Regions from separate parts of the Homo sapiens genome. Here region 2 is linked to region 1. The links are chromatin contacts, found by Hi-C or POLR2A ChIA-PET in ENCODE. All regions are on one chromosome and are shown on one strand. The core of a region is the stretch at or near the end of the contact, and the rest is flanking DNA. Distances in the headings are between cores, read along the strand shown.

Region 1 (5,546 bases), core at 2,833-5,332:
ACCAGTCTGGGCAACATAACAACGTCCTGTCTCTCTTAAAAAAACTTTTTTAAAAATATAAGCCAGGCATCATGGCACATGCCTTTAGTCCTAGGTACTTGGGAGGCTGATGTGAGAGAATTCCTTGAGCCCAGGAGATCAAGGCTACAGTGAGCTATGATCGCACCACTGCACTCCAGCCTAGGAGACAGAGTGAGACCCTGTCACACACAAAAAAAATAAATAAATAAAAATAAAATAAATCACTCCTTACCTAAATCCAGATTTGTTTCATTAGAAACGTCTACAAACAGACCCAAGATAATAGCAAGTACATTCTCAGAAAGGCATCACCTCAACCACCTCTGCCTATGAATCCCCAGCTTTCCAGGGCTCTGAGCTTCTCTCACTATAAAGGGCTCCACCCAAAGTCAGTTGTGAGCAGCTGGGACACTGCAGGGGAGGCTCCTCAGCAAGAACCACTGGGCCTGTAATGTCCTCTCTTTGAAGGCTCAAGATTGGTCTTAGTTTCAAGTCACTAGTCTGCTGTCTCTGTTTCCCAGTCAAGGTTATGCATTTAATTTTCAATGAGAAAATACCCAGGGTTTGAAGATTCCAGTAAAATCACTCAAATTCACTGTTTATAGCAAGGAAGGAAATTGTAAGGCACTTATATTTCATACCTTAACAGGAAAAGTAAAAGTATCCATCCTCTTCAGACAATAAACATGTTATTTATTCTTTCTATGGTAACAAATCATGTACTAAATCATATTGGAACACTTCTAGGAGTTACCAAGTCCTGTCCTACTAGGACTTCGCATTAAACTCTGATGTCTAGATAACAGGAAGAGAACAGTTATCCACTGTCACAAGTTTGCCACCCTGCAAAGCAGAGGAATTGATGTTTTGGTGAATCTCTGTAATTCACCAATTTATTTGCTACACTTACTTGTGGAAATGTATTCATTTTCTGCAGTCATGATAGAAGAGAGTTTTCTCTCTCTCTTTTCCTTAGTATTCCCAACACTAAGCCCTGGAATTCCATTTTAAATCACCACACCCCACCCCCACAAAAAAAAACAACATACTTGAGAAACTTACTACACTTGCTTTGGGAAAGAAAAAAATAATAATTTTTTTTTTGAGATGGAGTCTTGCTCTGTTGCCCAGGCTGCAGTGCAGTGGCGCAATCATGGATCACTGCAAGCTCCGCCTCCCAGGTTCATGCCATTCTCCTGCCTCAGCCTCCCAAGTAGCTGGCACTACAGGCACCCGCCACCATGCCCAGCTAATTTTTTGTGTTTTTAGTAGAGACAGGGTTTCACTGTGTTAGCCAGGATGGTCTCGATCTCCTGACCTCGTGATCTGCCTGCCTCAGCCTCCCAAAGTGCTGGGATTACATGCGTGAGCCATCGCGCCCAGCCATAAGTAATAATTTTTAACAAACATAAGACTAGATATTTAATGTTTTCTGAAATCCACTTCCTTCTTGCCTCTTTGCAAAACTGTCTTATATTTCAAGGTCTACTGATGAAATACATTTATAGTTACTTAAAAAAGAAAAAAACTGAAACTGCAATAAGTGAACAAATCTTTTGCAGGGGACAAACCCAGGAAGGGGCTGCGCTAACCTGGAACAGAGGTACGTCTGACTCAAGTTTCACATCTTTTTTTTTGAGACAGAGTCTCGCTCTGTCACCCAGGCTGGGGTGCAGTGGTGTGATCTCGGTTCACTGCAACCTTTGCCTCCCACGTTAAAGCGATTCTCATGCCTCAGCCTCCCCAGTAGCTGAGATTAGAGGCACCTGCCACCACACCCAGCTAATTTTTGTATTTTTTAGTAGAGACAGGGTTTCGCCATGTTGGCCGGGCTGGTCTCGAACTCATGGCCTCAAGTGATCCGCCCACCTCAGCTTCCCAAAGTGCTGGGATTACAGGTGTGAGCCACCGCGCCCGGCCTAAGTCAGGTCATTCTATCACCTGGGATATCGTCCACCCCCTAACCTGCTCACTGAAGGGCTCAGTGACCACCCTTCCAAGAGACACTGCATTTTGCCTCCATCTGCCTGAAGTACATTTTGCTTTTCAAGTTCTTGCATCACCTCAGTGGGATGGGTTTTCCTGTCCTTGGGATAAGTTTTCTCACTTCACCAGTCTAAAAGAATCCAGAGGGCAAGAATCATATCTGTTTTTCCCCTCAATACCATCATCCATTTGGCTGGACACCAATGTGTCCCCCAAGGAATGGGATCTGGAATTAGGGGAAGAAAAGCTGAGTGTCCCAGGGGTGAGCTTTGAGAGGGAGGGGATATCAAGAGATTCCTCCGACCCCAGGACACCCAGCTCCTCCACTAAGAGGCCCCACCCCGTACTTCAGGCTGTCCAGTGGGAGCAGGCTGATACCAGACCCTTCAACAGATCTGGCTGCTGTGGGCATCCTGTGTCAGCCCAAACAGCCCTGAAGCCCAGGACCAGGAAAGGAGGATGCTCTGAAGACATATCACAGTTTAAAGTTTCCAAAGGGGAACCCCAACCCAAAGACACTGTTTTTTGTTTTTTTTATTTTAGGGTCCGGGTCTCACTATGTTGCTCAGGCTGGTCTCAAACTCCTGGCCTCAGGTGATCCTCCCGCCTTGGCCTCCCAAAGTGTTGGGATTACAGACATGAGCCATGGCACCAGGCCAACCAAAAGACATTCTGAGAACATCCCTGTGCCTAGGAGAGAGAAAAGGAGAAGAGGCACAAAGGTTTTTTCACAGCAGGGTCTCATACATGTATTCTCTGCTTTCCTCTCCTGTGAAATGTTCAGAAACAGAAAGCAAATATTTTTAAAAGACCAATCGATTGCTCCTTGAAAAAATAATACAAATTAATTAGTTTGAAATGTGCAATAAAGGACAAAGAGTTGATAATGTCGTGACTGGAGTTACCTTTTGGGAATATGGTGAAAGAAGTGGTATCAAGAATTATTTGCAAGCGCCAGAGGAGTCAGGCTAGGGGAACAAGGTCAAGGATTTGGGACCCTGTCCCCCTGGGGAGTGTTAAAATAATTAATTTGGAGACAATTAGAGGGCTGTGGCTATGGTGTCCTGGTTTCCTACCCAAGGAAACAGAAATCTAAGTCGAATGAAATTCTTTTATTTGATTTTATATTTTAAAAATTTGTAGTAGTTTTTTGGTCTCAGTCTGAATATGTTCATTTAAAAAAAATTAACAGAGATGGGGTCTCGCTATATTGCGAGGCTGATCTTCAACTCCTGGGCCCAAGCGATCCTCCTGTCTTGGCCTCCAAAAGCGCTGCGATTACAGGCGTGAGCCACCGCGCTCCAGCCTCAAATGAAATTCTTATAAATTACCAGTTTATAAGGAAATAAAATTTAGGGTTAATAAACCACAACCACCAATCCACCTCTGACTACATAAGCAGAAAATGTCCACCTAGATAGAGCAAATAAGGCGACTGCATAACTGTCACCAACCAAGTACTGAATTTGGTTCGCTTCCTCCTGCACCTTACAGCCTTTCCTTCCATTCCCTCCAACGGATCCCCAAGCCACAAACCACGACCGGGAGCTTCTCCATCGATGAGCCGCTGTTTGCTCAAATAAACTCTAAATTTTTAACGGGAGAAAGGCGGGACTGTGGGGGGCGGCCACAGACCGCAGCTCCTGCAACACGAACCACATCCGAGGAGGGATACCCCCATGACCCTCCCGCGGCCCCCGCACCATGTGGGGAGACGCGGGGCTGCGGGGCCGCAGGCGTCGCGCAGGGACGGGACAGGACGACCGGGGTCCCAGCTCCTGGCCCAGCCCCACCTTGCGGCCGAGGGAACTCGGGTCCCAGACCCCGGAGTCGCCGCAGGGAGGCCTAGGTCCCTCCACAGCCGGTTCCGGCCGGTTCCAACCAGCCCCTCCCCCAGGTCTGGGGACGCCTGACCCCTCACACGCACCATTTCTCGGCTTCCAGGTGTCCCGGCGTCCTCCCTACGACTCCCGCGACCTGTACAGGTCACGGCGCGACAGAGGCTGCGGCGGAGACACCTTGGGCCTCTCGGAGAAACGGAGACGCGAGCCCGGGTGGGGACGGTCGCCAGAAACAAAGGCTCCGTAGGGAGGCGCAGGCCCTGCCCTCCTCTCCCGGGCCCATCTGAATGGACAGTTGGCAGGGCCCCGCCCCAGCGCCCCTGATTGGATAGGGTGACATACCCCGCCCCCTAAGGCCTGAGTGACGTAGGAAGCCATGGAAACGTGGCTGTGCGTAGCAGTGTTGACTGGTTCTAGCCACTGCGCCTCTCAGGCCGAGTTTCCTCCCTGCACCCAGCCCGAGGGATATTTGAGGGTTTGTTTTGGTTTTTTTTTTTTTTTTTTTTTGAGACGGAGTTTCGCTTTTGTCGCCCAGGCTGGAGTGCAGTGGCGCGATCTCAGCTCACTGCAATCTCTGCCTCCCGGGTTCAAGCGATTCTCGTGCCTCAGCCTCCCGAGTAGCTGAATTACAGGCACCCGCCACCACGCCTGGCTAATTTTTGTATTTTTCGTAGAGACGGGGTTTCGCCATGTTACCGAGGCTGGTCTCTAACTCCTGACCTCAAGTGATACGCCCACCTCAGCCTCCCAAAGTGCTGGGATTACAGGCGTGAGCCACCACGCGTGGCCTTGTTTTGGTTTCCTTCCTTCCTTCCTTCCTTCCTTCCTTCCTTCCTTCCTTCCTTCCATCCTCCCTCCCTCCCTCCTTTCTTTTTTTTCTTTCAGGGTCTTGCTCTGTCACCCAGGCTGGACTGCAGTGGCATGATCTCGGCTCACTCCAGCCCCAATCTCCCGGGCTCAAACGATCCTCCTGCCTCAGCCTCCCTAGTAGCTGGGACCAAAGTCACGCCCCACCACACTCTGCTAATTTTATTTTGTTGTTGGTGCTGTGTGTGTGACGGGGGTGGGGTGGGTTAGATGGGGTCTCACTATGTTGACCAGGCTGGTCGTGAATTCCTGGGCTCAAGTGATCCTCCTGCCTAGGCCTCCCCAGGTGCTGGGATTACAAATGTGAGCCACCGTGCCCGGCCAATATTTGCATTTAATGCAGAGCTTGCTTCTAGCTTGCCAGAGTAGGCACTGTCTTCTTCTGGCACTCCATGAGCTCTTCCTTCTAATTCCTTCCGGACACAAGGTCACCAGTATGTGCAGGGAACTCCACACTCACTGTGACATGGAGCAATCGCCTTGCCTCAGAACGGGAGGGAGCCCAGGCTAGGCCAGGGAGGACAGGAAGAGGAGGAAGGGCCTGATGTTCCGGGAAACGGGCATTTGGGATGAGGCGTGCCAAGGCTTCCTCCCATACCCTCCGGTCCCTGAAAAAACATCTATACGTGGAAAAAAAAGTAGAAATAACTGAGGTGAGAGGAAGGATGCTCTCTGATGAAGTGATGTGGGATGAGACCCAAAGTAATGTATTAGTATTAAAAGGCAGGTTGGGCTGGGTGCGATGGAGCACGCCTGTAATCTAGCACTTTGGGAGGCCGAGGCAGGCGGATCACCTGAGGTCGGGAGTTCGGAACATGGAGAAACCCCATC
Region 2 (5,708 bases), core at 1,126-3,625, 1.1 Mb before region 1:
TACATGAATTGTAGAGTGAGTGAATAATCCTGTTGGCCGTATGCACTGTTAGGAGGGTGTGTTTGAGATACAGATGACACCCAGGGTCTCACATTCTTGCAGGAGGGAAAGAGACGTCAGCCCTGGGTCCCAGAAGAGGCCACTGACCCAGTGGGAGTTCAGGGAAGGCTTCCCAGAGGAGGTGGAGGTGACAGCTGCAGCTATAAGGGAAGGAAGAACAGAGCGTTATGCAGCATGTGAAGGCTTTGGAGACTTGTGAGGGCACGAACCGGGCTCACTATCCCATTAGACAAAAGTGGCTGAGGAAGGATGAAACTGTGTCTAACTCTGCCTGGTGACCGAAATCTTGTCCATGGGTGACGCTTAAGAAGTGACCCTCGGCCGGGCGCAGTGGCTCACGCCTGTAATCCTGGCACTTTGGGAGGCCAAGGCGGGCGGGTCACGAGTTCAGGAGATCGAGACCATCCTGGCTAACACGGTGAAACCCCATCTCTACTAAAAACAGAAAAAATTAGCCGGGTGTGGTGGCGGGCACCTGTAGTCCCAGTTACTCGGGAGGCTGAGGCAGGAGAATGGCATGAACCTGGGAGGCAGAGCTTGCAGTGAGCCGAGATTGCGCCACTGCACTCCAGCCTGGGCGACAGAGCGAGACTCTGTCTCAAAAAAAAAAAAAAAAAAAAAAGTGACCCTCATAAAAAAATTAGCTGGGCACGATGGTGCACACTAGTCGGAATGCTGGGGTGGGAGGATGACCTGAGTCCGGGAGTCAGAGGTTGCAGTGGGCCGAGATCGCGTCACAGCACTCCAGCCTGGCGACAGAGTGAGACCCTATCAAAAAATAGCAGCAGGCCAGGCGCGGTGGCTCATGCCTGTAATCCCAGCACTTTGGGAGGCTGAGGCGGGCGGATCACGAGGTCAGGAGATCGAGACTACCCTGGCTAACACGGTGAAACCCCGTCTCTACTAAAAATACAAAATATTAGCCGGGCGTGGTGGCCGGCGCCTGTAGTCCCAGTTACTGGGGAGGCTGAGGCAGAAGAATGGCGTGAACCTGGGAGGCGGAGGTTGCAGTGAGCCGAGATCGTGCCACTGCACTCCAGCCTGGGAGACAGCGCAAGACTCTAGCTCAAACAAACAAACAAACAAAACAGCAACAACAACAACAAAACCATCCTCCCCTCCCGAGGGGACAGAACAGAAACGAATGGGCGAGTGCCGGGCCAAGCAGTGGGTCTCCAGCAGGTGGCATTAAAATAGGAATTTTGGCTGGGGACGGTGGCTCACACCTGTAATCTCAGCACTTTGGAAAGCCCAGGCGGGCGGTCACCTGAGGGCAGAACCAGCCTCGCCAACATGGTGAAATGCCATCTCTACTAAAAATAAAAAATTAGCCAGGCCTGGTGGTGGGTGTCTGTAATCCCAGCAACTCGGGAGGCTGAGGCAGGAGAATCGCTTGAACCAGGGGGGCAGAGGTTGCAATGAGTCAAGATTGCACCACCGCACTCCAGCCTGCGTAACAAGAGCGTGTAACTCTTGTCTCAAAAATAAATTAAATAAATAAATAATAAAAATAAAAAAGAATCTTCATTCATGGGAAGTCGAGAACACATGAAAACAAGTAAAGGCCGAAGCGCAGTGGCTCACGCCTGTAATCCCAGCACTTTGGGAGGCTGAGGCGGGCGGATAACCTGAGGTCGGAAGTTCGAGACCAGCCTGACCAACAGGGAGAAACCCCGCCTCTACTAAAAATACAAAATTAGCCGGGCATGGCGGTGCATGCCAGTAGTCCCAGCTACTCGGGAGGCTGAGGCAGGAGAATCGCTTGAACCCGGAATGTGGAGGTTGTGGTGAGCTGAGATCGGGCAATTGCACTCCAGCCTGGGCAACAAGAGCGAAACCCTGTATCAAAAAAAAAAAAAAGAAAAAAAAAGGAAGAAAAGGCCTAAAGGCGCCGGGCGCGGTGGGTCACGCCTGTAATCCCAGCACTTTGGGAGGCCGAGGCGGGCGAATCACGAGGTCAGGAGATCGAGACCAGGTGAAACCCCGTCTCTACTAAAAATACAAAAAAATTAGCCGGGCGTGGTGGTGGGCGCCTGTAGTCCCAGCTACTCGGGAGGCTGAGGCAGGAGAACAGCGTGAACCCGGAAAGCGGAGCTGGCAGTGAGCTGAGATCGCGCCACTGCACTCCAGCCTGGGTGACAGAGCGAGACTCCGTCTCAAAAAAAAAAAAAAAAAAAAAAAGAAAGAAAGGGCCTAAAGGCTCCTCGCGGCTTCCGTATTACGGAACACACGCACAAAAATGGCGGCGACCTGGTTTACAGGGGCTAAAAATGGTCACGTGATAAACCAACTTCCGGTCTTTCGCCCAAAGCACGTTCCCTACTTCCTGTGCTCTTGCGGAGACGCGCGCGTCGGGGTTTAACGCGTTTCTGGGCCGCCGTAAGCCCGGCCTAGGGGCAGCTTTGACTCGAGAGCCGGCTATAGGCGCATGGAAGGTTCCCTGGAACGGGAGGCGCCAGCGGGGGCGCTGGCCGCCGTGCTAAAGCACAGCTCGACGTTGCCGCCCGAAAGCACCCAGGTCCGGGGCTACGACTTCAACCGCGGTGTGAATTACCGCGCACTGCTGGAGGCCTTCGGCACCACCGGCTTCCAAGCAACCAACTTCGGGCGCGCTGTACAGCAAGTCAATGCCATGGTGAGGACCGGGCGGAATTTCTAGGGACGCGGAGGGGCGTGGCTTGTAGAACCAACGCGGTACTAGACGGGGGCAGCGTTTCCAGTGGAGGGGATATGTCTTTTATTTGAGTTGCCCAATAGTTGGAGGAAGGCGGGACCTATTCTGGGCGGGAGTTTCTGTCCTGGGAAGGGGATTTTGCACTCTGGTAGTTACATGCTGGTACGGTAACCTGAGGAGGCGAGGACTGATTCTTGGTGTGGGGGCGGGTTCTAGGTACATTTAAAGCTTTCTGGAATGGGCGGAGCCTGGGGCAAGACAAATTAAGGGAGGATATGGGAGGAGGAGCCTAAGTCTGGGCGGTTCTTGAATTTAGATTTGCTTTTCCCAGCGGGGAAGGGACCGGATCTGAAAGGAGATGCTCTCTGATTCCTAAAAGGGTGGGGGCTGGCTGGGCGCGGTGGCGCATGCCTATAATCCCAGCATTTTGGGAAGCCGAGGCGGGTGGATCAAGAGAAGAGGAGTTCGAGACAAGCCTGGCCAACATGGTGAAACCCTGTCTCTACTAAAATGCAAAAAATTAGCCGGGCATGGTGTTGCGCGCCTGTAGTCCCAGCTACTCGGGAGGCTGAGGCAGGAGAATCGCTTGAACCCGCGAGGTGGAGGTTGCAGTGAGCTGAGATTGCGCCACTGCACTCCAGCCTGGTGACAGAGCGATACTCTGTCTCAAAAAAAAAAAAAAAAAAAGGCCGGGCACGGTGGCTCATGCCTGTAATCTCAGCATTTTGGGAGGCCGAGGCGGGCGGATCACCTGAGGTCGGGAGTTCGAGACCAGCCTGACCAACATGGAGAAACCCCGTCTCTACTAAAATGCAAAAAATTAGCCGGGCATGGTGGTGCGCGCCTGTAGTCCCAGCTACTCGGGAGGCTGAGGCAGGAGAATCGCTTGAACCCGGGAGGTGGAGCTTGCAGTGAGCCGAGATCGCGCCATTGCACTCTAGCCTGGGTAACAAGAGTGAAACTCCGTCCAAAAAAAAAAAAAAAAGGGTGGGGGCAAATCCTGAACGTGTGTCTTGAGATCTGGTCTGGGAAGGGGCAGAGTTTACACAGGAGATGTTCCTTGGTCCCCTGTAGAACTGGTCCTGTATCCCTGAATGTGCAGGGCCTGGGGTGAAATCTGTTTCTGGAGCCCACCTGGAGTCCTGAGTCTGGGATTTAAGGCCAGTGCTTAACTTGACTTGGCCCTTACTCACAGATCGAGAAGAAGCTGGAACCACTGTCACAGGATGAAGACCAGCACGCGGACCTGACCCAGAGCCGCCGCCCACTTACCAGCTGCACCATTTTCCTGGGATATACATCCAACCTCATCAGTTCAGGCATCCGTGAGACCATTCGCTACCTTGTGCAGCACAACATGGTGGGGACCTGGTGAGGCCGTGGCCTTGGCCTCTGGGTCAATGGGCAATGCAGTTATTGATCGTTTAAGTGAGATGGGCAGATAGGGGTCTGTTATAAGCAGAGGAATAGAATCAAGTTTTGTTTTGTAGCAGAGCTCCCTCATAAGAGTCACTGGACAAGGATGAGGTTAGAAGTTCTGCCCAGAATGAGGGCAGGGGCTTCCTTCTTGGGCCAAATTCACTGCCTTGTGGCTGCAGGTGGACGTATTGGTGACCACAGCTGGCGGCGTGGAGGAAGACCTCATCAAGTGCCTGGCGCCCACATACTTGGGCGAGTTTAGCCTCAGGGGGAAGGAGCTCCGGGAGAACGGGATCAATAGGTGAGAACCCTGAGTGGTGTTGGGCAGGGGAGCTGGACCAAGGGTCCTGGGGCCTGATGCCTACATGCCTCCTGTTCTCAGGATCGGAAACCTGCTGGTGCCCAATGAGAATTACTGCAAGTTTGAGGACTGGCTGATGCCCATTCTGGACCAGATGGTGATGGAGCAGAACACAGAGGTGGGGCTGGGGCAACCTGGAGGGGCCAGTTCAGTGGGAGTCAGGGGAGGCATGGCCTGAAGGTCACATCCTCTCCTAGGGTGTAAAGTGGACGCCTTCTAAGATGATCGCCCGGCTGGGCAAGGAGATCAACAACCCAGAGTCCGTGTATTACTGGGCCCAGAAGGTGAGGACCTAAGCGGGAGCAAAGTAGCCAGACTTTGGCATGTGTTAACTTATTTCATCTTTCCAGCCTCCTGGGGATTCAGTACTGTTATTCTCAGCATCCTCACTCTTAGATGAGGAGACTCAAACACAGATAGGCGTGGTAATTTTTTTTTTTTTTGAGACAGGATCTTGCTCTGTCACCTAGGCTGGAGTGCAGTGGTGTGATCACAGCTCATTGCAGCCTCAACCTCCTGGGGCCAAGCAGTCCTCCCACCTCAGCCTCTCGAGTAGCTGGGACCACAGGCACATGCCATCATGCCCAGCTAATTTTAAAAATTTTTTGTAGAGATGGGGGTCTCCCTGTGTTTCCCAGGCTGGTCTTGAACTCCTGGCGTCAGGCAGTCCTCCCACCTTGGCCTCCCAAAGTGCTGGGATTACAGGCGTGAGCCACTGTGCCCAGCCAGGCTAGGTAATTTTGTCTGAAGTCACACAGATAACTAGTGGGGCCTCAGCATCCTTATGCTCCTCCCAGACTATCTCTGGAACAGTAGAGGCAACACTTAGCAACTCTCCTGGGGCCTGGCTCAGGGTCCCACACTCCCAGATGCTATAAAATAAGAGCTACCCACTCCCTTTAATTAGAGAATCAGAACCTGAAAAAAAAAAAAAAAAAGCTACATAGTCTTTTTTTTTTTTTTTTTTTTTTTGAGACAGAGTCTTGCTCTGTCGCCCAGGCTGGAGTGTAATGGTGTGATTTCAGCTCACTGCACCCTCCACCTCCCAGGTTCAAGTGATTCTCCCGCCTCACCCTCCTGAGTAGCTGGGACTATAGGCACCCACCATCATGCCCGGCCAATTTTTGTATTTTTCTACAGATGGGGTTTCACCATGTTGGCCAGGCTGGTCTTGAACTCCTGACCTCAAGTGAT

The links. Hi-C counts contacts between places; a loop is a spot of excess contacts on that map. ChIA-PET counts read pairs that join two places held with the same protein, here RNA polymerase II (POLR2A). Pooled maps may share reads with other maps.
Region 2: a loop to region 1 is called in a map of natural killer cell, with 28 times the contacts of the local background. The contact joins the promoter of DHPS here to the promoter of ZNF627 in region 1. A Hi-C loop is called at or near these places in 1 of 168 maps with a recorded cell type or tissue (natural killer cell) and 7 of 50 pooled maps. POLR2A ChIA-PET finds 5 or more read pairs at or near these places in 1 of 52 experiments (CD8-positive, alpha-beta memory T cell).

The regions. Positions count from the first base shown.
Region 1 is chr19:11,596,019-11,601,564 of GRCh38, reverse strand. ZNF627 (zinc finger protein 627) reads right to left here and starts at 4,082. Exons shown (of 4, transcript NM_145295.4): 1 at 3,935-4,082. The coding sequence starts at 3,937. RefSeq lists silencers at 1,642-1,721, 3,688-3,827, 4,168-4,297 and enhancers at 3,978-4,057, 3,145-4,143.
Region 2 is chr19:12,678,547-12,684,254 of GRCh38, reverse strand. DHPS (deoxyhypusine synthase) reads left to right here and starts at 2,375. Exons shown (of 9, transcript NM_001930.4): 1 at 2,375-2,695; 2 at 3,930-4,094; 3 at 4,333-4,454; 4 at 4,536-4,632; 5 at 4,712-4,798. The coding sequence starts at 2,489. RefSeq lists enhancers at 632-1,154, 1,678-2,200, 2,266-2,560, 2,201-2,724 and cis regulatory regions at 2,084-2,618, 2,644-3,144.